Linked DNA regions of Homo sapiens: all the other regions are linked to region 2. A link is a loop called in an ENCODE intact Hi-C map of the cell type or tissue named here. Cell type or tissue: heart right ventricle. All regions are shown on one strand. Links, peaks and the distances in the headings refer to the core of each region. The heading gives the core; the rest is flanking DNA. Region 1 overlaps CHKA (choline kinase alpha). Region 2 overlaps KMT5B (lysine methyltransferase 5B). Region 3 overlaps CHKA (choline kinase alpha).

Evidence for each region. Hi-C counts contacts between places; a loop is a spot of excess contacts. Peaks named below come from ENCODE experiments on the same cell type or tissue, not always from the same donor. Only the 100,000 strongest peaks of a DNase experiment are listed, where the experiment ranks them.
Region 1: it touches region 2 in a loop (4-fold over the local background); 24 of 110 quality-filtered maps call a loop at or near these places.
Region 3: a loop joins it to region 2, with 3 times the contacts of the local background. A loop is called at or near these places in 22 of 110 quality-filtered maps.

What each region holds. Positions count from the first base shown.
Region 1 is chr11:68,072,656-68,080,655 of GRCh38, reverse strand. It overlaps CHKA (choline kinase alpha), which reads left to right. Exons shown (of 12, transcript NM_001277.3): 4 at 5,826-5,939. Among named protein-coding and RNA genes, the nearest start is that of MIR6753, 32 kb to the right of the region's middle. In heart right ventricle, for the core only: a CTCF peak has its summit at 4,117 (motif pointing left); no DNase peak of the experiment used is centred there.
Region 2 is chr11:68,202,338-68,212,870 of GRCh38, reverse strand. All of the region lies in intron 1 of KMT5B (lysine methyltransferase 5B), which reads left to right. Among named protein-coding and RNA genes, the nearest start is that of KMT5B, 5.7 kb to the left of the region's middle. RefSeq lists silencers at 1-338, 6,474-6,563. In heart right ventricle, for the core only: CTCF peaks have their summits at 28, 3,541, 6,335 and 6,535 (motif pointing right); a DNase peak (open chromatin) is centred at 3,550; H3K4me3 peaks cover 1,762 bases; H3K27ac peaks cover 1,656 bases.
Region 3 is chr11:68,060,891-68,068,890 of GRCh38, reverse strand. It overlaps CHKA (choline kinase alpha), which reads left to right. Exons shown (of 12, transcript NM_001277.3): 7 at 1-12; 8 at 2,375-2,462; 9 at 2,997-3,105; 10 at 4,260-4,366; 11 at 6,857-6,938. Among named protein-coding and RNA genes, the nearest start is that of MIR6753, 20 kb to the right of the region's middle. RefSeq lists an enhancer at 1,838-2,338. In heart right ventricle, for the core only: no CTCF peak of the experiment used is centred there; no DNase peak of the experiment used is centred there; H3K27ac peaks cover 503 bases.

The DNA of each region.
Region 1 (8,000 bases), core at 1-8,000, 130 kb after region 2:
TCAAGAAATAGGCTGAATGCGGTGGCTCACACCTGTAATCCCAGCATTTTGGGAGGCTGAGGCAGGTGGATCATGAGGTCAGGAGTTTGAGACCAGCCTGGCCAACAAGGTGAAACCCCGTCTCTACTGAAAATAGAAAAATTAGCCAGGCATAGTGGTGGGCACCTGTAATTCCAGCTACTTGGGAGGCTGAGGCAGGAGAATTACTTGAACCTGGGAGGCGGAGGTTGCAGTAGACCGAGATTGTGCCACTGCACTCCAGCCTGGGCGACAGGAGTCGTCCCCACCAAATGCAAAAAAAAAAGAAAAAAATCAAGAAATAGACATTAAAACGGTTGAGATAAAAAAGGAATGAAAGTGATGATATTTTTTCCACACTTTTCAGCGGCTTGTTTTACATGTGTCTTGCTCTGGGTGCCCTGCTAGAGGATCTAGAACTTGTGCTCTCTGGAGTGACAGTGACTGGGAAGTCCTTGGGTGGGAAGTGATTGACAATCTGTTGTGAACCATTCCAAGCCCTTTGTGCAGAGGCCTTTGGACATCCTGTTAGCTGAAAATGGTGGATCACCAGGACCTGCGTGATGCTAAATCCAAAGTACTTTTCAGTTCTCATTTTATTTTGACTTCTCAGTAGCATTTGACATGACCCCCACCCTTTTGAAATGTTTCCTCTCCTGAGGGCAGCCATGACACAGAGACACAAAGTACAGATCTGGCTGTCTACATGCTAGGGCGCCCCATGATTTGACCATAGGCCCTCTTCTCATGTTGTCCTGTCTCCCTCGGTCACCTGATCTATAGGCCAAAGGGCCGCTACATTCTTCCTCCAGCCCTGACCTCGACTTGGAACTAATGCCATTGGCTAGCAGTCTCTCCTCGGATGTCTCACATGCCCCTCAAACTCGCCATGAAATCGCCCGGCCGATTTCAGTCTTTTTTATGTGAATTTTATATGAATTTATTTTTAACCTTTTATTTCATACCAATTTTAGACTTACAGAAAAAATTTCAAGAATAGTACAGAGAGGCCGGGCATGGTGGCTCACGCCGTAATCCTAGCACTTTGGGAGGCCAAGGTGGGTGGATCACGAGGTCAGGAGATCGAGACCATCCTGGCTAACATGGTGAAACCCCGTCTCTACTAAAAATACAAAAAAAATTAGCCAGGCGTGGTGGCGGGCGCCTGTAGTCCTAGCTACTTGGGAGGCTGAGGCAGGAGAATGGCGTGAACCTAGGAGGCAGAGCTTGCAGTGAGCCGAGATCGTGCCAGTGCACTCCAGCCTGGGCGACAGTGCGAAACTCCGACTCAAAAGAAAAAAAAAATAGTACAGAGATTTCCCATGCACCCCTCACCCAGCTTCCCTAATGCGAACATCTCACATAACCACAGTGCAATGGTCAAAACCAGGACATTAACGTTGATGCAATAGTGATAACTAAACGTCTGTAATCCCAGCACTTTGGGAGGCTGAGGTGAGCTGATCACTTGGGGTCACAAGTTTGAGACCAGCTTGGCCAACAGGGTGAAACCCTGTTTTTACTAAAAATACAAAAATAAGCTGGGCTTGGTAGTGAATGCCTATAGTCCTAGCTACTCGGGAGGCTGAGGCAGGAGAATCGCATGAACCCAGGAGGCGGAGGCTTCAGTGAGCCGAGATCTTGCCACTGCACTCCAGCCTGGGCTATCCATCTCCAAAAAAAAAATAATAATAATAATATCTCCAAAAAAAAAATAATAACTGAACTATGACCTGAATTGAATTTCAGAAGTTTTCCTATGCATATTTTCTTTTGTTCTGTCTCGAGATTTAGCTAGATCTCAAGATTGCATTGGCTATTTCTCTTTAGTCTTTTTCAGCCTGTAACAATTCTTTTGTTATTTGTAATCTTTATACTTGTGAAGAGTACTGATCCGTTATTTTGGAAATGTCTCCTCAATTTCAGCTTGTCTAGTGTTTTCTCACAATTGAGGTTATGCATTTTTGGCTGAAATACCACAGAAATGCTGTTATGTCTTCTCAAGAAGTTCATAACATCAATACTCTTCTTCCTGGGTTTTAAATAAATGAAACTTCATAGATAAAGTGAAAAGTCAGTTTAAACCCCTTGTTCCATTCTCAACCACTTCTCTCTCCCGTTTCTGTTCACTCTTCACATGCTCCAATCTGACATCTGTCCACCCATCACTCTGAAGCTGTTCTTTTTTTTGTCACCAACAGGTTCCATATTGCCAAATCTAATGGCCACTTAGCAGCACCATTAGGGAATACCACTCTCCTTCCTGGCAGTGGCGCCTGCCTCACCTTGCCTTCTGCCCTGGCCCCTCTTTTTGCTGCCTGAACTTAAACCAGTTTTTCAAGTTGTGGCTTGTGAACCTCTAGTGGGGCATGAAATGTTAGCATGTTGATTGCTTTTTAAAATGAAATAGAGTAGAAAATATTAATAAGTGTTGCCCAGTTGTGAGAGTGAGTATTGCTGTGGGGATAGTGTTTGTTTTGGGGGTGTATGCGAGGGTGCCCTGTAGAAAGCTTTCTTACTGTGGTGACAGTCACATAAGAAAGGGCATTTTAAGGCCTGTGCTGGTTCCTCCTCTTCTGTCCCCAGGGGATCGAACCCAGTTTGTGAGCTGTAAACATCAACAACATGTTGAGGACTTGTGAATTGGTATCTGTAAGCCCCAGTCCACCCGGCAATCTCATGCTCTGCTCTTCCTTTTCCTTGATTGTCCTGTTCCAGTGAGACAGGCCTCTCAGTTCCTTGAAGGCGTCACACTTGTTCCTTCCTCATGGCCCTGTGCTCCCATGGGGCTGCTGTGGCTTTTCACACCTCAGATCTCAGGTCAGTTCAGTGTGGCCTCCTTAGAAATACCCACACCACCACACCAGTCACCCTTGTTTCCCTCATGGCAGTGAGCCCAGTCCATAGCTGCGTGTACTTGCTTACTGTCCATTTCTCTCTCTCTCCCCATCCCTCCTTCTCTGTCATGTAAGCCCCGTTGTGGGCAGGGGCCTTATGTATCTTGTTCTTTGTTGGTTCCCTGGCGCTTAGCACAGTGCCAGGACATAGTAGACATTGAGTAAGTGTGTTTTAGGCAAATGTATTAATGAGTCTTTATTTCTGAAGCCCAAGTAAATTGTTCCAAGTTGAGATATCTGAAAAAGTAGGACCAATTTTCCCTCCACTGTCACCAGCTGTGGCTAAACCAGTGCGTGGTACAGGAGAGAACCCAGCCATGTCTGTCCAGCCCCCTTTTTACCATGCTCACTTTCAGGAGCAATCAGGAAGGTGCCTGGAGACATAGTGATGACAAGAAGACCACCAGTAGTTGGTACACTTATTCTAGGATTCTCTGCTGTCCTTAACCTGTCATTTTTCTTGCTTGTGCCTGGGTGTTCTCTTTCATTTTCTTTTCTTTTGAGACAGAGTCTTGCTCTGTCACCCAGGCTGGAGTGCAGTGGTGTGATCTCGGCTCACTGCAACCTCTGCCTCCCATGTTCAGGCGATTCTCCTGCCTCAGCCTCCTGAGTAGCTGGGATTACAGGTGCCCGCCACCATGCCCAGATAGTTTTTATACTTTTTTGGTAGAGACAGGGTTTCACCCTGTTGGCCACGCTGGTCTCAAACTCCTGACCTCAGGTGATCTGCCCTCCTCAGCCTCCCGAAATGCTGGGATTACAGGCGTGAGCCACCGCACCCGGCCTCATTTTCTTCCTCTCCAAATCCTTCTCTCCATACACCATCTCCCCCTTTCTTCCTACTGTGAATAAATATTGAACTACAGTATTACGTAAGAATAAGTGTGTTTTTGTTTACAATGTTTAGGGCAGTGCTAAAGAGAATTGGAAAGTTCTTACATCTCTTTCCCTCTTCTCTATGTCCTTTCTGGGTTGACTCAGCTCTGGAGAGGATTCTGGCTAGTGCTGGTGACATGTGTTGACGATGCCACACGTAAATAAAGTCACCTCCGAGAATCCTTCCCAGTGGACATGATGTGCAAAATGCTGAACTTCCGAGTCCAGCACCCCCTTGTCCTGCCATGCCCAGCCCCTGTTTACTTTTGTGTTTTACACAGCATGAGGGTGGTGGTGGGGACCACAGTCTTCAGAGCACCAGGACCGTGCTGCCCCCTGGGGAGCAGGGGAGCATAATGTCTAAGCAGAGACTTGGAGGAGGCTTTGCAGACCCTTGCTTAAATGCCCCGGATACTTTCTGTGATGTTGGGCTTGGAGTAAGATGGGGACTGCATCTCTGGACAACACTACCATAGGACTAAAAAGTTCTTGGAAACCTTTTGACAACTAAATAGAGATACTAGATCTTTGTTTTCATTCTCTAAGGTTTTAAGAAATAAAACCTGTCTGATATCAAATCCCACCCTAAAATTCATTAGCTTGATAGATAGATGTTATCAGTTTATTGTCATATACACAAAACCACAAATTAGGAAAGATTGAGCCTCACAAGATCACAGGCCATAATTGTGAGGATTATACGAATGATGGTTGTAGACGATAATTGTGGGGGGATTACCGGCAAATCCATTTACCCCCACAAAATGTAAAAGTGACCAAAATACTTTTTGCTTTAATGTGGTCTGATATCCTTTGGAAGTAGCTTTTCTTTTTTGTTTTCTTCTTACTATAGTACTGTATCATTTCCTAATAAGTTTGTCCTCTTGGTTTCTCAGTTTTTGGTAACGTGAATGTGTTTTAGAGGTTTCTCTGGGATCATGTTCCTCCACAGCACATTGCTTCACAGGGGGTGAATTAGAATCATCTGAAAGCTTTTTCAAAACAGCCCTGCTGGTGCCTCTCTTTTAATACTTGGAGTAAGACCTAGGAATCTCTTTGCAAAAGCTCTTTTTTTTAAAAAGAGACTTCGGTGGTGGTGGGGCATCTCACTATGTTGCCCAGGCTGGTCTCTAACTCCTGGCCTCAAGTGATCCTCCCACCTCAGCCTCCCAAAGTGTTGGGATTACAGGCATGAGCCACCGCCTGGCCTGTAAAAGCTCTTTAAGAGATTCAGGTGGACCTCTGGGTAAGCGTGACTCCTTCACTCCAACAGATGGAAACCATTATGCTGTAATGTGCTGTTTAAGGGGGAAAGACCAAGGACTGAATTTGCTTTGAGATCAAAGCATGGATTTTGAAGGCAAAATGATGATAGATCCCACGTTAATTATTAGGACGAAGATAGAACAGACAGCATCATAGAGATTTCAGCAAGACAACAAACATTCAATAACAGGAAAAGGTCGGGTGTGCCAACTGAAAATAGCAATCTAGGATGCTCCATGCTAGGGTGCTCTTTGGACTAGAAAGCCGTAGACCCTGGACCTAAATCAGTAATTTTCAAGCTTGTTGGACCCATGAGCCCAATTTAGTAGGCAGAAGGTCCTTTGGATCCTTTGCTTTAACTAGACACACTCAACCAAAAGCAAATCAACCCTTACCAGAATGGATGGTGTTGTGGCCTTTGGTGAGATACCAAGGGTGAGACTCCTATATAGGTTGCGAAATAAATAGAAGCAATAAAAGCACTGATGGATATTTTTCTATTTTTGGATCTAGTGACCTAAATTAAACTCATATTTTAAATCTTATCAATATAGCATAGTGCTTGCAAGCATGAATCCTGCAAATGACACGATGTGTGACTTTGGAACCTCTGTTTCTTCATATTTAAAATGGGGATGATGATAACAGTAGTGCCCACGTGAAAGAATACTCATGAGGATCAGATGAAACACTCCTGTGAGAGTGCTTCTGATGCCTGGCGCTTAGCAAACACTCAGTAAACACCTGATTTGTTGCCATCTGTTTTAGGGGGCTGAGGCCATGGTTCTGGAGAGCGTTATGTTTGCCATTCTCGCAGAGAGGTCACTTGGGCCAAAACTCTATGGCATCTTTCCCCAAGGCCGACTGGAGCAGTTCATCCCGGTAAGATTTGTTCATAAACGCTTAGTTGACATATGCCACAGACAGAAGATGGCTTCTTTGTCTCATTGCTGCAAGAACCTGCAATGCTGTGTTTTCACTGTTAACCTCACCTATGTCATTAAACTGTATCAGAAATCATGAAAAGCAACATTTATTTTGTACTTACATCCGAACCTCTTTCTTTTCTGTAAAGGTGTATTCATCCAAATTTGAAATATATATGAAACTTACCATTTTATTGTCCCCTGAGGCTGTGTACCCTGAGACTTTGCCCTTTTCACCGTGTTCCTCTCAACTTCTAGGGCCCTGCTTTATAGAACTTGCTGCTAGAACACCTTGGCCCTGCTCAGTCTCTGACTGTAGCCCTGTGGGGGCCATGCCTGTTCTTTCCCATCACCCTTCCTTGGTTTGTTTTGTGCATTCCTACTGAGTCTCCCTACCTCCCATCTTCCTGTCCCCATATGCTGGTCAAATTCTTAGATTTCAAGGCCTTGCTCCAAGACCTTGCAGTCTTATTTCTAAGCAGTCAGGATTATTTTCCCTTTCTTATTGTCCCAAGGCAGTTTTAATGTTGCTGTAACATTTACCAGTATACCATGTCTTAGAGTTACATGTACATATCTAAAGCATAGGTCCTGTTCCTCTACCCACCCACCCCTGACTCCATGCCCTGCACAATGCTTCATGCCCAGAGGTTCTCATGAACCCTAAGTGTTGAAGTGTGGCTCTGAGCCCTGGCAATACTTCTTTGATTGGCAATGCTCGTCTTTGTCAGCCTGCACTCTCTTCCTAGATAGATCAGATATTCCCCATTTTCATTGAGCGTAAGTTCCTTGAGGACTAGAATCATAAGCTGCTAGCTTTTCCTGCCCTGCTGCATGAGATATCTTATCCATGAGAGGCCTGGGCATGTCCAGGGCTGCCCTGTACATCTGTGCAGATGGAGCCCAGCACTAGGATGCCTGGCAGAGGGGTGCTCTGCTGCGTCTGGCTGGGGACCAGGGGCAGGGGTTTCTTTGTCTAATCCCACAGCCCAGAAACAGAGAGGCTAGTTGTGCTCTGTCTCCCCAGAAGAGGTATCCTCTTCTAGTTGACAGTGGCACTGTCCGTCTGTGCTAGTGTTGTGCTAGCTGCCAGTGCTGAGGATGTGTTTAGATGAGTGGATGGTGCCTTCACTGCGCTGGCTTTTTCCTTTAGTTTGCTCCCTGGCACCTGGCTATGTTTTAGTAGAGACAGGGTTTCTCCATGTTGGCTAGGCTGGTCTCGAACTCCCGACCTCAGGTGATCCACCCGCCTTGGCCTCCCAAAGTGCTGGGATTACAGGTGTGAACCACCGCGCCCGGCCGAGATGATAAGTTTTTGAAAGAATTTTGTAAATAATAGAACCTCATATGGTTATAAGTGGCAATATAGGTGAATCTTACAAACATAATGTTGAATGATCAAACTGCAGGAGACTGTAAGTAGTATCATACCATTCTATAAAGCCTGATAAATTTTAAAAATTGTTTAAGAATATGTGCACATGTAGTAAAAGTTCTCTTTTTGGAAAAGGTAAGGGAATTGTGTTAACACAATTCAGAATAATAAAAATATCTTGGGGACAAAAAGGGCAGGCATCAGGACACATAGATTATAGTATCTGTGGAACTGATTTTGTTCTAGTTCTTAAGTTCTATCTATGCTCTTGTATGTATTGTTTATTATATATTAAATTTTTTGAGATGGGAGTCTCACTCTCTTGCCCAGGCTGGAGTGCAATAGCATGATCATAGCTCACTGCAGCCTCGAACTCCTGGACTCAAGTGATCTTTCTGCCTTAGCCTTTCAGGTAGCTGGGAGTACAGGTGCACACCAGCACACCCAGCTTATTAAAAATTTTTTTTTGTAGAGATGGGTCTTGCTGTGTTACCCTGGCTGGTCTTGAACTCTCCTGGCTTCAAGCTCTTCTCCTGTCTCAGCCTCCTAAGTCACCAGGATTACAGGTGTGAACCACTGCACCCAGCCATAGTGAAGATTTTTTTAAAATTCTGTTATATACTAGGTTTGAACCATATGACG
Region 2 (10,533 bases), core at 22-8,021:
CGGCCGCACGAGGGGAGCAGCCCCGCCGCTCGCGATTGGGGGACTCTGTTTTCCCTTTTCTCCAATGGGCAGCCGTGAACCGTCTCGCCCAATCTGCTCCCACTGCCGCGCTGAACTTTTTGTTTTTGTTTTGGCCCGAGCGCATTTCGGAGCCCTCCCGAGCTCGTCCTGCAGCCCACCCTCCTCCCCGACGGCGCCCCTGGCCGTGGCCCGGCGACCCCGCGGCCGCTGCGTCCCCTTTGTGCTTTATCCGCTCTCCCTGCGTCCCCTGGTGTGTGTCTGTCCTTCCACGTATTCGCGGATGATGTGCACCGTTGTCACCTCCGCCTTGGAAGGAGGAACAATGACAACTCGATGCAACTTGCTGGATTAAGATAGAAACAAGTTGGGTGCTGAGAAATTCAGTCTATTTGGGTTTATTGGACCCGGGTCTGGAACAGTAACTTAACGATTTATTAAGTGGTGGAACTTTCGGAATACTGGGGAGGTGAACATGTGTTCTTTGAAGTTAATTTTTAAGAATTTGCCAAATGAAATTTACCTGGAGTGGGGGGAGTTTTCCTTAGAATAGAGGGCAGGTGAATTAATTTGATTGATTGTGGTTCTTTGTGATGTGGACCTTTTTCGATTTAAACCAGTTTGATATAAAGTGTAGTTGAGGATGGCCATACAGGTCTGAACTTTGCTGTGTAGGATCTTTAGAGGAAGCAGTTGCCAGCTATAACTTTTTTCCTTTAGTCTTTAATATTGAGAACACGCCTATAATATTGATAATTAGTAGTAAAAAGAAGTATTTTCAAAAGAGGAGGAAACCATTTTTACCTGAAATAATTACAGATAATGTGTGCATGTTGAAATACATAAATTGCCGCTTGCTGTAAATACAGATTTATTGTGTATCTGAAGGTTTAGCAATTTGAACCAGAGGTGTGGCCCTGTCCCTCTTGGAGCGCCTTATATTCCCAGGTTAGAGTCCACAAACGCTCTAATCCCGGCTTGTGTGGGAACTCCAGCCCATTTTTCACTTTGTAATCTCTAAACATTCGACATTCTGGTCCCTCTCCCAAGCTCTGGCTCCAATAGCTTCCCATACCTGGTCCCTGTCGGCCGTGCCCTGCCCGGCATTCCTCCACCCCTTTTCTCCACCCCGTACACTCTTGTCCTTCAGAAAGGCCCCGTGAGAATGTTGCTTCCTGGTGAAACCTTCACACACACAGCCGTTGGGGTGGTTACTCGTGAGTTTTTGAGTCTCTTGTTATCTCGTCCGCCCACGGGCAGGTACAGAGTAGGTGCTCATAGACCCTTAATGAATGGGTTAATTTATTAATCTCCAAGTTGTCAAGCTTAATAGTTTGTATTAGTTTTTCAAAATAAATCCACTTTAATGTTGTTTACAAACATAATTATATTTTAAAAACTGAGCTGGAGAGTGAAGGGAATATGGTAGATATTTCTTCAATAAGAGAGTAGGGTAGGGCTTGATTCTTTATCCATGATCATTTCCAAGTGCTCTCGCGCCTTTATTTTCATCTGCTTTCCCAAACACCCTGAACTGCTCATGCAGTGAACTTTTTATTCTCGCAGCAAATGCCAGGGGACAGTAGTGGGGAAGGTGGAGGTGGATGGAGGGTAGCGGACTCTGACAGGGAGAGACGCGTGTGAAGGAAGTGTCCCGGTGTCTGCGTGTCTTTCAGCAGAGAATTTAGTGGGTGGGGGATGTTGGTGATTTTTCTCTTGGGTTATTTAAAAAGGAGGTTGAATCTGATTTTCCTTTACCTGATTATCAGTTTGTGGGTTTATAGGGCCTGGGTTCGTGGCCAGGTTGTGTGATAAAGAGATTTGTGTGTGTGGCATCTAAGCAGCTCCCTGTCCACAGGAATGCCCTTCCCATGGCTTACAGAGCAAATCCTTTCAGATAAATCGCCGTGGTCCCATTATTTCGTGTTTCTGTGTACCATGTATGAGCTTTACATTGGCAAATCTCTCCATTGGCAAAATCCTTCTCCGTGGTCAGGAGTTCCCCGACTATGTCAGCCTTAGAACGCTCTGATGGTTAAGAATCTTCCTCACACTTTTGACGATAGGGACCATGTGTCCTCCCTCCGCTCCATCACCCTGTTAGCTACAATACTGCATGTTAAGTAAATGCAGGGGGTGATCCATTATGTGTCTGGATGGGGTTGATTTGGGGCTAGCCGGTCTCCGAATGAGACAGACTTGAACACCAGGCCATCTTCTAGGGCCGTATGTCAAATGATGACTGCTGTATAGAAGTGTAATTTTAGGAATAGTTGAAGGACCATGGAATAAGAATCAATTCTTATTCCATTCTCTGCTCTATCACTGTTTGTATAAGTCATTGATAGGGCCTAGACTCCGTCTACAAAACGACTCTGAGGTCACTTCCAATCCAAAATTGTATTAATGCTTCATCTTTTACACTTCACTGCCATCCTATTTTCTCCTAATAATTATTTTAATCATATTTTGACATCTCTCTAATCACCTTAGTTCATCTGCATGTTTCATGTAGTTTTACCTCCTTTTTTTGAAATGTCATTATGAGATAGTTAATCAGTTGGGTTTTAGAATTGAGAGACTAGGGTATCAGTGTCCCCCCCCCCAAAGCTTGATTGGGGGCCTGTATGACTCCTACAATGCCAGTTGCATTTCTATAAGCTGTCTTAGTTTGTCTGTTGTAATAGCACACTAAAGAAAACAGTACCGGCCGGGTACGGTGGCTCACGCCTGTAATCCCAGCACTTTGGGAGGCCGAGGCGGGTGGATCACGAGGTCAGGAATTGAGATCATCTTGGCTAACACGGTGAAACCCCGTCTCTACTAAAAATACAAAAATTAGCCTGTAGTCCCAGCTACTCCGGAGGTTGAGGCAGGAGAATGGTGTGAACCCGGGAGTTGGAGGTTGCAGTGAGCAGAGATGGCTCCACTGCACTCCAGCCTGGGCGACAGAGCAAGACTCCGTCTCTTAAAAAAAAAAAAAAAGGGGGAAAGAAAACAGTACCTAGATCCGGGGATCATTTGCTGGTGATAAACCTCTAGGTGGTACACGTGGCTCAAGCACTGGAGTAAACCCCAGACTGCAGTTTAAAGATGAAGGTTTTAGACCCACCCTTACCACTTAGTAGCACTTTGAGTTTAGGAAAGCAATTTGTTTCTGAGCTTTAGCCTCCTTGTTGTAGTGCTAATACCTGTTTCACCTGATAGGGTTGCTGAGCTAGCGAATCCCGAGTCCTGCATGTTAGGGGAACCAGTAGAAACCGAATGTGTGTGTTGTGACACCTGTGTTTCTACCTTGTGCCACCTTTATAGGAATGCCTGGTCAGCACATCTCTAATGGCACTCGGCTTGCTTCTCAGGCCTTACGCAAAAGGCCCATTCAGTGAAGGGTCATTCTGCTTCCTAGTCTGTACTTTTCTACCCTGTTAACTTTTTTTCCCCTTATGCATCTGTTTGGTTTTCTTCCCTGACTCAACGACTGATTTTCCTGAAAGTAGAAGCTCTCATACGCCCTCTAGTGTTCCCTGGACATGACCAGTATTCCAGCACCACGAACAGTGCCTGGCAGCTCTGGGAGGTTCTTCATAAGTTTGTTGAACTGAGTGGATTCTAGGTCGGCCCGATGAATTGTTTTGCCTGTCTGATTTGTATAACACGGTTGAAATGTATGATACATTTTAATGGTCTCTGAGGAGTATTTTTATTTTCGAGGCAATGTTTATGTTGCATCATATGGAGAAATAGATATTTTTAGTAAGAAAACCAATCTGATTTTAGGAAGCTGCAGCTTTCCTCACTGAGAAGTAAAAGGGGGCTTGATCCTTCAGCCAGTGAGCCAGTGGCACCATAGGAAACCCCCCTTCACTTTCCCCCTTGGAAAGGAAACAAAACCAGACGTCATTCAGGGTCCTGGAGGGTTTAAAGCAAATATTTGTTTGGTGCATATAAATAAGTACCAGGAGGGCTTTTGACCCAAAAAAGGTATTTTTTGTTTGTTTGTTTTTGAGACAGGGTCTTGTAGCCTCCCAGGCTGGAGAGCAGTGGCATAATCCCAGTTCACTGCAGCCTTAGTCTCCTGGGCCCAAGCAATCATCTCGCCTTGGCCTCCCAAAGTGCTGGGATTATAGGATGAGCTGCCATGTCTGGTCTTGTTTTTATATTTACAATTTTGATTTATATTTCCCTGATCATCCCATCTCAAGTCCATTCTTACATTAGTCTCTCTCCTAACATCCTGTTTGTTTTTCTTACAGCTCGCATCAGATTGATAACCACATACTTACTTACATCTCTTCCCATAGTATGCTCTGACCTCTATGCAGTCAGGAACGATGTCTATTTTGCTCTAGAGTTTTACTCTTCAAATATGGGGCACAGTGGTTTTTTTGTTTGTTTGTTTGGAGACAGAGTCTCACTCTGTTGCCCAGGCTGGAGTGCAGTGGCGCGATCTTGGCTCATTGCAACCTCCACCTCCCAGGTCCCGGTTCATGCAATTCTCCTGCCTCAGCCTCCCGAGTAGCTGGGATTACAGCCACATGCCACCACGCCTAGCTAACTTTTGTATTTTTAGTAGAGACGGGGTTTCACCATGTTGGCCAGGCTGGTCTTGAACTCCTGACCTCGTGACCCTCCCGCCTCGGCCTCCTAAAGTGCTGGGATTACAGGCGTGAGCCACCGTGCCTGGCTTGGGCGAAGTGTGTTTAAAAATTTGTTTGGGGCCAGGCGTGATGGCTCACGCCTGTAACCTCAGCACTTTGGGAGGCCGAGACAGGTGAATCACGTGGTCAGGAGTTCAAGACCATCCTGGCCAACATGGTGAAACGCTGTCTCTACTGAAAATACAAAAATTAGCTGGGCGTGGTGGTGGGCACCTGTAATTCCTGCTACTCGGGAGGCTGAGACAGAGAATTCCTTGAACCTGGGAGGCAGAGGTTGCAGTGAGCAGAGATCGTGCCACTGCACTCCAGCCTGGGCAATAGAGCGAGACAGCGTCTAAAAAAATAAAAAATTTGTTTGGGTCATTATTCTGTGTTGTTTTTTGGTTTGTTTTTTTTTTTTTTTTGAGATGGAGTCTCACTCTGTTGCCCAAGCTGGAGTGCAGTGGCACGATCTTGGTTCACCACAACCTCTGCCTCCTGGGTTCAAGCGATTCTCCTGCCTCAGCCTCCCGAGTAGCTGGGACTACGGGCAGGTGCCACCATGCCTGGCTAATTTTTGTATTTTTAGTAGAAATGGATTTTCACTATGTTCGCCAGGCTGGTCTCGAATTCTTGACCTCGTGATCCGCCCACCTCGGCCTCCCAAAGTGCTGGGATTACAGGCGTGAGCCACCGTGCCTGGCCTGTGTTGCTTTTTTGTGTGATATTAACAGTACACAGTCTCTCAGCCTGGACTTCACTTCAGTTTTTTTTCTAATTCTCTGAGTTTTGTTCTCATTTGTAAAATGGGGATGATAGTATTGAGTGTGTGTTAAAGGGCAGTGATGTTTGTATCTTCTTTTATAGGGTGTGAAAATAATCTGTTTGACCAGGTACACCACAAACTAAACTGTGTTGTAAGAAGCTCTGTAGTCCAGTCTGTGGTCCCTCTGAATGTTTAGGATGGGAGATGTAGCTTGGCATGATTTTTTTTTTTTTTTTGAAACGGAGTCTCGCTCTGTCGCCGAGGCTGGAGTGCAGTGGCGCAATCTTGGCTCACTGCAAGCTCCGCCTCCCAGGTTCACACCATTCTCCTGCCTCAGCCGCCACCATGCCCGGCTAATTTTTTGTATTTTTAGTGGAGACGGGGTTTCACCGTGTTAGCCAGGATGGTCTCGATCTCCTGACCTCGTGATCCGCCCGCCTCAGCCTCCCAAAGTGCTGGGATTACAGACGTGAGCCACTGTGCCCTGCTGCTTGGCATGATTTTTAATCATGCGTGTTGCAGCCAGAAGTTACATTCCTTCTCTTTGGGAACTGTAGGGAAAGCAGAACTGGTGCTCAGCCTTGTGTCATAATTATTCTTTTGCACATTTGTTCTTTTTTAAATGGGTGAGGTGATGAGATTTTTTTTTTCATGTGTGAGTTATGGTGGGGAATAGAAGGGAAATTTCTACTTGATTAAAGTTTTGTGAAGAATGTTTCTGGCCTGCTTTACTTTTGCCTTAGTTACTTGGAAGGGGAGACCTTAATTTGTTAGCAGTTTGTGCTCATTTAAAATATCTTGTGCCAAACCTAGGGAGGCCTTCTTTTCATTGTACTGGTGGGGCATCGGTGAAGTTAAATAACTCGTCTGCTCACACTGCTGGGGTAAGGATGAAGCTAGGGTGGGACAGGTGCTTTGACTGCAGAGCCACATCCTTAATCCCTGTGCGGGCTGCCTCTGCAAAGCCCACCAGCTGGCAAACTCAAAGTGGCCTCTAACGTCCAGCCCAAGAACCACCTTTTGGAAGCTTTTCCTCACACTTGTCCTTGCCCAGTAAAAATCTTTGATGTACTTCTTGTAACTTCTGACAGAAACTGTGGGCTGTAAAGGCTGTACTTACAGTCATTTGACACTAGGTGGCATCTGTTTCTAGAACCGTGAATGGCTGTTTGAGTCCTAGAGAAAACAGTAACAAAGAAAGCATCCTTGATTTTATTTCTAGGCACTGCTAGGTAAGCAGATGGATCAAATGTGGAGAGATGGGGGAAGCAGGCATTTTTTGTTTTCTTCTGGAAGTTTTTTTGAGGACTTTCCCTCAACAACCCCATCAGTGAAAACCTTTGTTTTAAAATAACTACTGAGATGAAGACATGAAGTCTTTCTTACATGACATCCCTCGTCGTAAATACGTATTGAATGTGATATTTAAGAATGAAGCAGTATTTTCTGTGATAAGGCAATTAGGAGTTTCTTACATGTCTGGCTGTAGATCAGTAGCCAAATAAGTAAGTCTAAGAATTGCGAACGTCTGGCCGGGCGCGGTGGCTCACGCCTGTAATCCCAGCACTTTGGGAGGCCGAGGTGGGTGGATCTCGAGGTCAGGAGATTGAGACCATCCTGCCTAACACGGTGAAACCCTGTCTGTACTAAAAATACAAAAAGTTAGCTAATTGTGGTGGCGGGTGTCTGTAGTCCCAGGTACTCAGGAGGCTGAGGCAGGAGAATGGCTTGAACCCGGGAGGTGGAGCTTGCAGTGAGCTGAGATCATGCCACTGCACTCCAGCCTGGTGGACAGAGTGAGACTCCGTCTGAAAAAAAAAAAAAAAGAATTGCGAATGTCTGATCATAAACTTACCAGTAGTGGATAGTTTGCTCCTTAAAATGTTTTGCTCAATGAGAAATTCTAATAGTTTCAGTTTTTATTGTAAGTTTTAATATAAATAGAAAAATGTTCAATTACAATGCTATTCAGGAAGATCATGGTTATCTGGCCTAGCAAGTGTGTGAGTAATCAGAGGTGTAATTAAGAGGCTGGCTCTATTTTCAAAATCTATATAACTCAGTAGCTGCATTTTATACCTTCAGTTGAAGGATAGTGTATGATTTAAACTTTTTATTTATTTATGTTTTTAAAGGTGAGGTCTCACTCTGTCACCCAGGCTGGAGTGCAGTGGCATGATCATAGCTCACTGCAGCCTCTACCTCCTGGACTCCCATGATCCTTCAGCCTCAGCCTCCTGAGTAGCAGGGACTGAAGTTGCGCAGCAGCACAACTGGCTACTTGTTTTTTTTGTTTTTTTTTTTGGTAGAGATGAGGGTCTCACTTTGTTGCCCAGTCTTTTAAAACTTGTTTTAAATACACTGTTTTAAAAGTTGTTTAAAATCTTTTTTCCTGTGACATGTTGGAATTTTATGTATTTTTGGAGTGTGGTAACTGTAAAGCGTTTCTACTTTGGTTTAGTTTTTCATAATCTCTGTTATGTGGTCACTGTAACAAATTCCATAAACTTAGCGGCTTAAAACAACAGAAATGGGCTGGGCACGGTGGCTCACACCTGTAATCCCAGCACTTTGGGAGGCCAAGGTGGGCGGATCACTTGAGGTCAAGAGTTCGAGACCATCCTGGCCAACATGGCGAAACCCCATCTCTACTAAAAATACAAAAATTAGCCTGGCGTGGCAGCAGGTGCCTATAATCCCAGCTACTCAGGAGGCTGAGGCAGGAGAAATTGCTGGAATCTGGGAGGTGGAGGTTACAGTGAGCTGAGATCGCACCACTGCCTCCAGCCTAGGCAACATGTGAGACTCTGTGTCAAAAAAAAAAAAAAAAAAAAAAAACCGGAAATTTATTCTCTCACGGTTTTCGAGGCCAGAAGTTCAACATCAGTTTCACTGGGCCAAAGTCAAGGCGTTGGCAGGGCTGTGGAGGGAAGCTGCTCTTTGCTTCTTCCAGCCTCTGGTGGGCTGCAGCATTCCCTCACCTGTGGCCACATCACTCCAGTCTGCTTCACCTTCTGTACTTTGTGAGGTGTCAAATCTCCCTCTGCCTCTTATAAAGTCATTTGAGTGGCATTTAAGGCTTACCCAGATAATCTAGGATAATCTCTTTTATCTCAAAATTTTTTATAACATCTTCAAAGACCATTTTCCTTATAAGGTAGCATTCACAGGCTCCAGAGATTAGGAGCCGATGTCTTTGGGGGCCGTTTTCCACCATACTACAGTCTGCTTTAGAGCTGTTAGCTCAACAAGTTTAGTCTTTTTCAAAACTTAGTGATGGTGTCTGTGGCCATCGTTTTATTCTGAAAGGGCAGTGGGTGAAGCATTCTACCTTGGTGGTAGGTAAACTGCTCAGCTTCAGACGCTATTCTCTTGGTGGCCTGAGTGAGGGCATTACCACCTGAGGGTACTTGGGAAAGCTGTTGAATTGGGTGAAGCAAAATGCATCCAAGCTTGACCCTATGAAAGCTAGAGAAGGAAAGTAGGAATGATAATATCATGGACATTTGTAATTATTTTAGGAGTATAGAGACGTATTCTTTGCTATGGAGTTGATGGTTCTAGATACCTGATTACCATTTGAATTAGCGTGACAGCTCTAATTTTAAAGTAAAGGCTCTGCCTTAGGTAGAAGCATAATTGTGAATTCAGGGAAATGAAAACCCTGAGGCCTTTCTCTTTTCATAATACTAACACCCCGTTGAACTACTCTGACAAGTCACCTAGCTTCTCAGGTGAGACAACAATGTTTATAGGAGCAAGTTTTAAGGTTACAGGTATGAACGTGAATTCGTGGTAGTTTTCTAACAAATTAGCAACTGAGAAATTGCCCTGTCAAGCAGTGTTAATGGTGTTATGATGGAATATTGGTCACAAATGCTTCTGATAGCTTTGCAGGGCTTCTTTTATTGGCCTCATCGCTGGGATTGATACCATAGGATTCCGTGGAGCCTTAGTTATTGCAATATTGATTGCAGACGGCTTTGGAATAGCCATTGATAAAGACCGATTTGGAATTCTTTGATGTCAAGTCCTTTTGTGATTTCACATTTAGGAGAAAACTAAAAACCGATTCTGCTTATGTGTAGCAGTTGGTTTGAGAATAGAAAGGGAAGGTGATATGAATGGACCTATGTCTGGTCTTGTGCTGGATTCTAATGATATGAAAGTGTATGGGGCCGGGTGCGGTGCCTCACGCCTGTAATCCCAGCACTTTGGGAGGCCGAGGCAGGCAGATCACGAGGTCAGGAGTTCGAGACCAGCCTGACCAACATGGTGAAACCTCGTCTCTCCTAAAAATACAAAAATTAGCTGGGTGTGATGGCACACACCTGTAATCCCAGCTACTCAGGAGGCTGAGGCAGGAGAATCCCTGGAACCCAGGAGGCGGAGGTTGCAGTGAGCTGAGATCGTGCCACTGCACTACAGCCTGGGTGACAGAGCAAGACTCCATCTAAAAAGAAAAAGTTTAGCATAGAATTACCATATGACCCGGCAATTCTACTTCTGGGTATATCGTCAAAAGAATTAAAGCGGGTACTCAAACAGGTATTTTGTACACCCACGTTCACAGCAGGATTATTCGGCCAAAACATGGAAATAAAGCCAGGTGCAGTGGCTTACGCCTGTAATCCCAGTACTTTGGGAGGCCGAGGTGGGCAAATCACGAGGTCAAGAGTTCAAGACCAGCCCAACCAACATGGTGAAACCCCGTGTCTACTAAAAATACAAAAATTAGCCGGGCATAGTGGTGCGCGCCTGTAATCCCAGCTACTCAGGAGGCTGAGGCAGGAGAATCGCTTGAACCCGGGAGGCAGGGGTTGCAGTGAGCTGAGATTGAGCCACTGCACTCCAGCCTGGGCAACAGAGTGAGAGTTTGTCTCAAAAAAAAAAAAAAAAAAAAGTGTGTCTTAGCTAGTAGGGAAGGCAGGTGTTACCAGATAATTACACAGAGTAGTGAGTATGGTTGTAATAAGCACCATGCTGAGAAACGTTAAGGGTTAAAATGTATAACAAGGAAATCTATATAGCTGGAGAAGTGGGGTTGGGCAGGGACTGAGGAGCAGTGTGGCGGCACCCCAAGTGCAAAGGCCCTGTGGTGGGAAGCTGCCA
Region 3 (8,000 bases), core at 1-8,000, 140 kb after region 2:
ACTGTCAAGAAGGTAAGAATTGCTATGTTCTGTTACAGATGAGGTTTGTGTGCATACTTAGAAAATTACTGGCAGTGTGTCTGAAAAATGTAAGGTAGCATCAAGAGTATTAGGTACATTAAAGTATGATACAACCAGACAATGAGGTTTTGTATTATTTTTATAGAGTATGAGGCCAGTCACAATGTCTCATGTCTGTAATCCCAGCACTTTGGGAGGCCAAGGTGGGAGGATTGCTTGAGCCCAGGAGTTCTAGACCAGCCTGGGCAACATAGCAAGACCCCATCTCTACAAAAAATAAAAACATTAGCCAGGTATAGTAGTGTGCACCTGTAGTCCCAGCTACTTGGTAAGCTGAGGCAGGAGGATGGCTTGAGCCTAGGAGTTCAAGGCTATAGTATGCTGTGATCGCACCACTGTACTGTAGCCTGGATGACAGAGCAAGATCCTGTTAAAAAAAAAAAAAAAATTACATGGAAGAAATCCGAAAGAATATTCACTAAACTTGGGAACTGGGATGAAGAACTTAAACTTTCTAAGTCACATATTACTTTTTCAGTGTTTAACTCCTTACAGTAAACATGTATGATTTTTTTTTAACCTGAAAAAGCAATAAAAGAACAAGATCCACTGCCTACCCCATTGAGTCCCGGGCCCTTCCCCCTTCTGCACCACACAGCGTAGTGTTGCTTATCGCAACACGTGTAATCCTAACACCTCCTCTCCTAGTATCAGTGCACTGTGCTATTAATTATTTCGGGCTTCTCTGCTTTGAAAACATGACAGTGATATGTTCCTTACTGTAACAAAACTTCATCCCATGCAATTGCACATTGAACAGTCTCATCAGAGGCCCCCCACTATGCAGCTCCCACTGGTGCTGCTGACATGGCCTCTCTCTGCCTTGACCTTGCCTCCCCTAGTCACAGTAGTTCAGGTCCCACCTTGAGCCCTTGTTTGCCAGGCTCAGCAGTTTGCTTTTAATCCTGAGAACAGTTTCTCATGAAGACTCGTCATCCATAAGCCATTCATTTGAGCCAAATTACCTTTTACTAATTAGCTGCTCATCGCTGGCTAACTCAAGGAGGGTGTAGACATTACAGCTACAGCTTTGTGTATTACCCTTGCCCTTCTGGTGGTGAGGGGGTGATAAATGGCACAGACATCACTAGAGAGAGGGGACTGGAGGAGATCGGCTGTGTTGATGATGGCAAAGTGTAGGAAGGATCGAAGAGGTAACAGTTGTACATTAATTTTGTTGTGCTACTTTGGGCGTCTGCCTCCAATTTGCCTTTTTTTTGAGACTGTTACTGTGTCACCCAGGCTGGTGTGCAGTAGTGCAGTCTAGGCTCCACGTAACCTTAGCCTGTTGGGCTTAAGTGATCCTCCTGCCTTAGCCTCCTGAGTAGTTGGGATCACAGGCGCACACCACTACACCTGGCTAATTATTTGTGGAGATGGAGTTTCTCTGTGTTGCCCAGGCTGGTCTTAAACTCCTGGACTTAAGTGATCCTCCCACCTCCACCTCCCAAAGTGCTGTGATTACAAGTGTGAGCCAATACACGTTTTCTGGTCTCCAGTTTACATTGTAATTGCTACTCTAAATGGAAAAAGTATGCTGAAGAGCCTAGACACTATACCTCCACTAGAAATCCTAAGGAGAGAGAGCTGCTGAAAACCTAGCGAAGGTTGGCTCACTGGTGCCAGCAGCAGGATGTCGGAGATGCTGAACATCATGTCGAGTGTGGGGATCTCAGGAACGCAGGCCTGCAGAGCCAGGCTGATGGCTGACCAACTCCTGACCCAGAATCCAATACTAAAGCAAATAGTCTTGTAGGAATGCTGCCTGTGGTCTCCTTGGGAAGGAAAAGCAGGCAAGAACAAAGCAGGGGATCCCCTGTGGCAGCTGAGCTCTCCCTTGCCTTTCTTACCAGGAGGGCACTCCCACAGCTTCCCAGCTGGAGTGCTGCAGCCAGCTGGCCTGCAGACAGCAAACCAAGTCCCAGGGCTGCTGAGGGTGGTGTTTGGCTAGCACGAGCTCCTGCATGCCACCATGCAGAACATTTGGGAAGTACTGTCCTGACAGCAGAGCAAGAGGCCAGGCTTTGTTCCACAGTGATCCTGGGGGTCTGGCGAGGACTAGGGCTGTGAGCAGGGGTTCTCATGGCCAGGTGGGTCAGGAGCCACCCTGCATAGGGTTATGCCTCCCGTGAGCACTTCTACGCTCTGTCTAGGCCCTGGTGATGTCCACAGACCAAAAGCCACATTCAGTTAGGATTCCCTAAGGGATCAAATCCATTCTCTCGGCTCTGCTGTTCAAGGACTTGAGCCTTCTATTGTAAAACATAAACCATGTTATCCAAACCTTTTGCAGGTAATATCTTGTTGCTGGAAGGCCGAGAGAATTCTGAAAAACAGAAACTGATGCTCATTGATTTCGAATACAGCAGTTACAATTACAGGTACTGTGTTACAGTCCAGTGTTTCCATCTCAATATTGATTTATCATTACGATATGCTTAATTAACAGTTATTAGAGAAAATAAGTCAAAATGCCGCTCTGAGTTGCAAGCTGCTTCACCTGGAATCAGTGGCTTCTCGTCCAGTGGCCGGTGATGGTTGTGGTGAAGCAGCACAGCCTTCTTTGTTCCTAGCAGACAGCGCTAGTTGGGGACAGCCATGCCATTCAGTCCAGACTTTGGCATTTTCTTTTGGCTTCAGAGGTCATTTTCTTCTCATAAATCCTGGTCTAGGAGACACAATGTTCTGGAGTAGTGGTTCAGGTGCACCTGTATAGCTTTAGTCAGCTGTGATGCTGATCAACCACCTGTTGTCTCTCTCTGTCATTAAAGCAGCTACAGTCCTGCTCCCTCAGCAAGTCCAGATGGCAACAGGAGTGGCGTGCTCGGAACTCAGCCTTTCTTTCTTCTGCAGTCAGGGAGCCTCCAGGCATACGGTTTGCCTCATTGTGTGCACTGTCTTATGTCTTATTTCAGGGGATTCGACATTGGAAATCACTTCTGTGAGTGGATGTATGATTATAGCTATGAAAAATACCCTTTTTTCAGAGCAAACATCCGGAAGTATCCCACCAAGAAACAACAGGTAGGAGATGAGTTTTTGTATACTTGATAGGAAAATTACATGTCAATTTCATGCAGTTAGAATTACATCTTCTTTTTTATTTTTTGAGGCAGGGTCTCACTCTGTTTCCCAGGCTGGAGTGCAGTAGTGCGATCATGGCTCACTGTACCCTTGACCTTCTGTGCTCAGGTGATCCTCTCGCCTCAGCCCCCCAAGTAGCTGGGACCACAGACGCATGCCACCACGCCCAGCTAATTGTTTGTATTTTTTGTAGAGATGGGATTTCACCAAGTTGCCCAGGCTGGTCTCAAACTCCTGGGCTCAAGTGATCCTCCTGCCTCAGCCTCCCAAACTGCTGGGATTACAGTTGTGAGCCACCATGCCTGGCCTACATCTTCATTTTTAAAGATAACCTTTTAAAATTTGGTTTATGTTAAAAAATGTTATTTTGTTCCTGTTAAATGTAGACACAAACTTGACCTTTTAGTCCAGCTTATTAAAAATCTCTGTGCCAGAGATACTTGTATTCAGAGAAGAGCTTTGTCATCCTTTGTAGTTCCTTGTAGTATTTTTTTGAAAAGCCCAGCCTTGATTCTGCTTTCTGGCCATCTTTTTGGTGATCACTGACCTTTTTCTATTCATTTCACACTATGGAGAGAGAAGTAATCTTTCGGGCACCAGGGTTTAGTAGTGGGAGGAAATATCTTTGGTGTTAACAGTTCCCTTTCCTGTCCTGAATGATGGGAGGAGGCTGGTGATTGTGTGGAGAATCAGTTCTCATGGGAATTTCCTCCTGAGATCTTTCTCTCCCATTCCTCAGCCCAGCACTGAAACCTTGGTAGCGGTGCTGAAGCTGAGTAGGATTGGGAGGGTGCACCAAGCCTGCCTCCAAAATAGTGGTCTCCAGTTTATGTTTTAAGTGCTACTCTAAATGGAAAAAGTATGCTGAAGAGCCTAGACACTGTATCTCCACTAGAAATCCTGGGGAGAGAGAGCGGCTGAAAACCTAGCAAAGGTTGGCTCACTGGTGCCAGCCCCAGGATGTCGGAGATGCTGAACATCATGTTGAGTGTGTGTCTCCCAGTGTGTCACAGTAGATGCATATGCTTAGTGACAGCTATTGACATTGTCTATTTTAACCATCATTGATCCTAACACAATTACTTTTTTTTAAGCTCCATTTTATTTCCAGTTACTTGCCTGCATTCCAAAATGACTTTGAAAACCTCAGTACTGAAGAAAAATCCATTATAAAAGAAGAAATGTTGCTTGAAGTTAATAGGTAACATTTTTCCTTTTTTGATTTGTAAAGATAGCTTTCCTCTTTATAGACTATATTTGGGAGATGCTGACTTGCAATTAGGAGTATTTTAGAGCTTCTTCTTCTTTTTTTTTTTTTGAGACAGAGTCTTGCTCTGTCACCCAGGCTGGAGTGCAGTGGCGCAATCTCGGCTCACTGCAACCTCCGCCTCCCGGGTTCAAGCAATTCTCCTGTCTCAGCTTCCCAAGTAGCTGGGATTACAGGTGCCTGCCACCATGTCCAGCTAATTTTTGTATTTTTTAGTAGAGATGGGTTTTTGCCATGTTGGCCAGGCTAGTCTTGAACTCCTGACCTCCAGTGATCCACCCAGCTCGGCCTTCCCATGCTGGGATTACAGATGTGAGCCACTGCGCCTGGCCTAGGAGCTTCTTTTTAATCGTACATCTTTAGGACTTGCACTTTGTCAAAAATAGAATCTGCTACTTCTCCATTGTGGCCGAGACTATGCAGAGCTTTCAGATCTGAGCATACAGCAGGCAAAGTATATTAGTCTGTTCTCACATGGCTACAAAGATATTACCTGAGACTGGGTAATTTATAAAGAAAGGAGTTTTAATTGACTCACAGTTCTGCATGGCCAGGGAGGCCTCAGGAAACTTAACAATCATAGCAGAAGGCAAAGGGGAAGCAAGGCACATCTTACATGGCGCCAGGAGAGAGAGGGGCAGAGAGATAGAGAAGAAGGTAGGACTACCAAATACTTGTAAAACCATCAGATCTTGTGAGAACTCCCTCACTATTGTGAGGACAGCATGGGGGAAACTACCCCCATGATCTAATCACCTCCTGCCAGGTCCCTCCCTCCACACATGGGGATTACAATTAAAGATGAGATTTGGGTGGGGAGACAGAGCCAAACCATATCACAAGAAGAGTTCCCATGTCCAAGAAGGGTCAGGACACTTTGTGGCATTCTGAACTGTCATCCAGACACAACAACCCAGCCATACAGGGCTGCTGCCACCCAGAGCCTATAGAATTTTTTTTTTTTTTGAGATGGAGTCTTGATCTGTCACCCAAGCTGGAGTGCAGCTATGCGATCATGGCTCACTGCAGCCTCTAACTCTTAGCAAGCCTCTTGCCTCAGCCTCCCAAGTAACTGGGACTACAGGCACGTACCACCATGCCTGGCTAATTTTTGTATTTTTTTGTAGACACGAGGTCTTGCTCTGTTGCCCAGGCTGGTCATGAACTCCTGGGCTCAAGTGGTTCTCCTGCCTTGGCCCCCCAAAGTGCTAGGATTACAGATGTGGGCTACTGCATCTGTCCCTGCAAACTTGTCACTGATGCTTCTGGAGTGGCGGCCACCATATGCTGTGTTTTAACTCTTAAGTTTCTCCTAGAAAATGATTAAACTTATGTTTATCGGTTTTAAGTCTTGCTTTTAACTGTTTTCTCAACAGTTTTCAAAGCAGGGCCCTGAAACTTCCAGATTGTGCAAAGGTCTAGACCACTATTTGTCCATCTCTTTAGTCAAGAGGCCTGTGGGTTGTTCCTATTATTTGGGGTCTCCTGTGACATTTTTTGGTAGAATGGCTGTTTAAGTCACTGTGGCCCCTCATCTTTCCACGCACTTAGCACAGTCATCTCCTCGTGGCCTCCAGAGTGCTCACCCCCAACACTAAGTGTGATGTCACACCTGCCTACCTGCTGGGCTTCACCGCAGCATACATCATCTCTTTCTGTTTCTTGAACTGGTGGAAATAGAAAAAAACAGATGGAGGAGAACCCAGACAGAAAGGGTAGCACACGGGACTCTTGTGGGCCGGGGACCACAGGATGAACAGAGAGTAGGGTTGGAGGATACTAGAGCAGGCACTCCTAAATTTGAGCTTTATCTTCATGTGGATGAGCCCTCAGGGTATTGTTTGAGGAGGAACTTGGATTCACAGTGACTTGGGGGCTTGGTACAGCTTAGAGATGGTGACGTGGCTCACGCTCTCTGATCTGCTCTTTTCACTTCTGTGTGACAGGAGGGGATGGGACAAGGATGGGATTTGAGAATTCTCTTGCTCAAGGAGTGAGAGCTTCATCCCGCCTCCAGCAAAGGGCTGCCTCTTGGTTGCTATGGTGTGCACCCTCCCTTGTAGCAAGCTTGCTTTCTTTTCTGCCAGCATGGCCACCCAGGCCTTCACCTGCACCCTGTGAATGTGAATATATTCACCTTGTGAATATATTATGGCCAAGTGGCATTTACGTGTGCCATGGCCAGGCCAGCTGTGTGTGTTCACACTCACCAGTGCACCTGTCACTAGCAGATGAGGGAAGGGTGTGGGAGTGGTATTCCCATTGTTCTTAGTTAGTCCCGTGGAATATAGACCCATGATTTGCCAACACTAACTAGGTTTGCATCCACACAAGTTAAAATGTCCATCTGGCATGAAATCATTTCATCAGTCCTGTAACTGATACTGTATGTCTCTTATATGTTTCTTGCTTTTATCATTCCAGGTTTGCCCTTGCATCTCATTTCCTCTGGGGACTGTGGTCCATTGTACAAGCCAAGATTTCATCTATTGAATTTGGGTACATGGTATGTTTTAGCAGCGTTTTTGTTTTTTTTTTTCTTCCTACTCCCAGGTAAAAATGCTATAGTATTTGTGAATGTTGGCAGCAAATGACTGTTCCTTACAGAGGGTTCTCTGTCTCCCCAAGTACCCGAATGTGGTGACCTGGTGGCATCAGGACAGTGTGGCTCAGCCCAGGAAGCCGGGGGAGAAGCCGCTGTCACTGATGCTGTGGTTGCCTTTGGAGGTTGCCCTCACTTCCAGGCCAGCTGACCTTGCCTCCCCTGCTTCAGAGAAGTGCCTGCAATCCTGATGGGGAATGTAGGCATCTGCACCCTCGAAGTCCAGCTCTGACCTCAGTCCCTTCTGACACGGGACAGTAAGTGAAGAAGAGTGGGTGGCTCCTGCCTGTGCTGTGGAAGGTTTTATTTATCGGTTACCACTTCATTCTCCAGCCTGTAGTGCCCGACTTTGGGTTGGAAGCTGGTAATTATTGAATTAGACCTCCTGTTTTTCATAGGCATGTTTGTAACCAAGCTAGGCTGTCATTTAATTTTAACCTTAAGAATTGTCAGCCGGGTACGGTGGCTCACGCCTGTAATCCCAGCACTTCGGGAGGCTGAGGTGGGCAGATCACCTGAGGTCAGGAGTTCGAGACCATCCTGGCCAACGTGGGGAAACCCCATCTCTACTAAAAATACCAAAATTAGCATGCATGGTGGCGGGCGCCTGTAATCCCAGCTACTCAAGAGGCTGAGGCAGGAGAACCGCTTGAACCCAGGAGGTGGAGGTTGCAGTGAGCTGAAATCATGCCACTGCACTCCAGCCTGGGTGACAGAACAAGATTCTGTCTCAAAAAAAAAAAAAAAAAAAAAAAAAAAAACTGTCACTGACATAGAAATAGAAAGTATTTTTAACCTTCAGACAAACCTTTCTGTTGTTCCATAGTGAATGAATGTTGGTGAGTTGTCTTGGGGTGGGGGATAACACAAATGTCCACAGTCTGGTGAGCTGCCTTCCTTTGGGACAGGGATGGGACTAGTTCATTTTGACCTCCTCAGTCTTATACTACAATGATTTCTACTTCT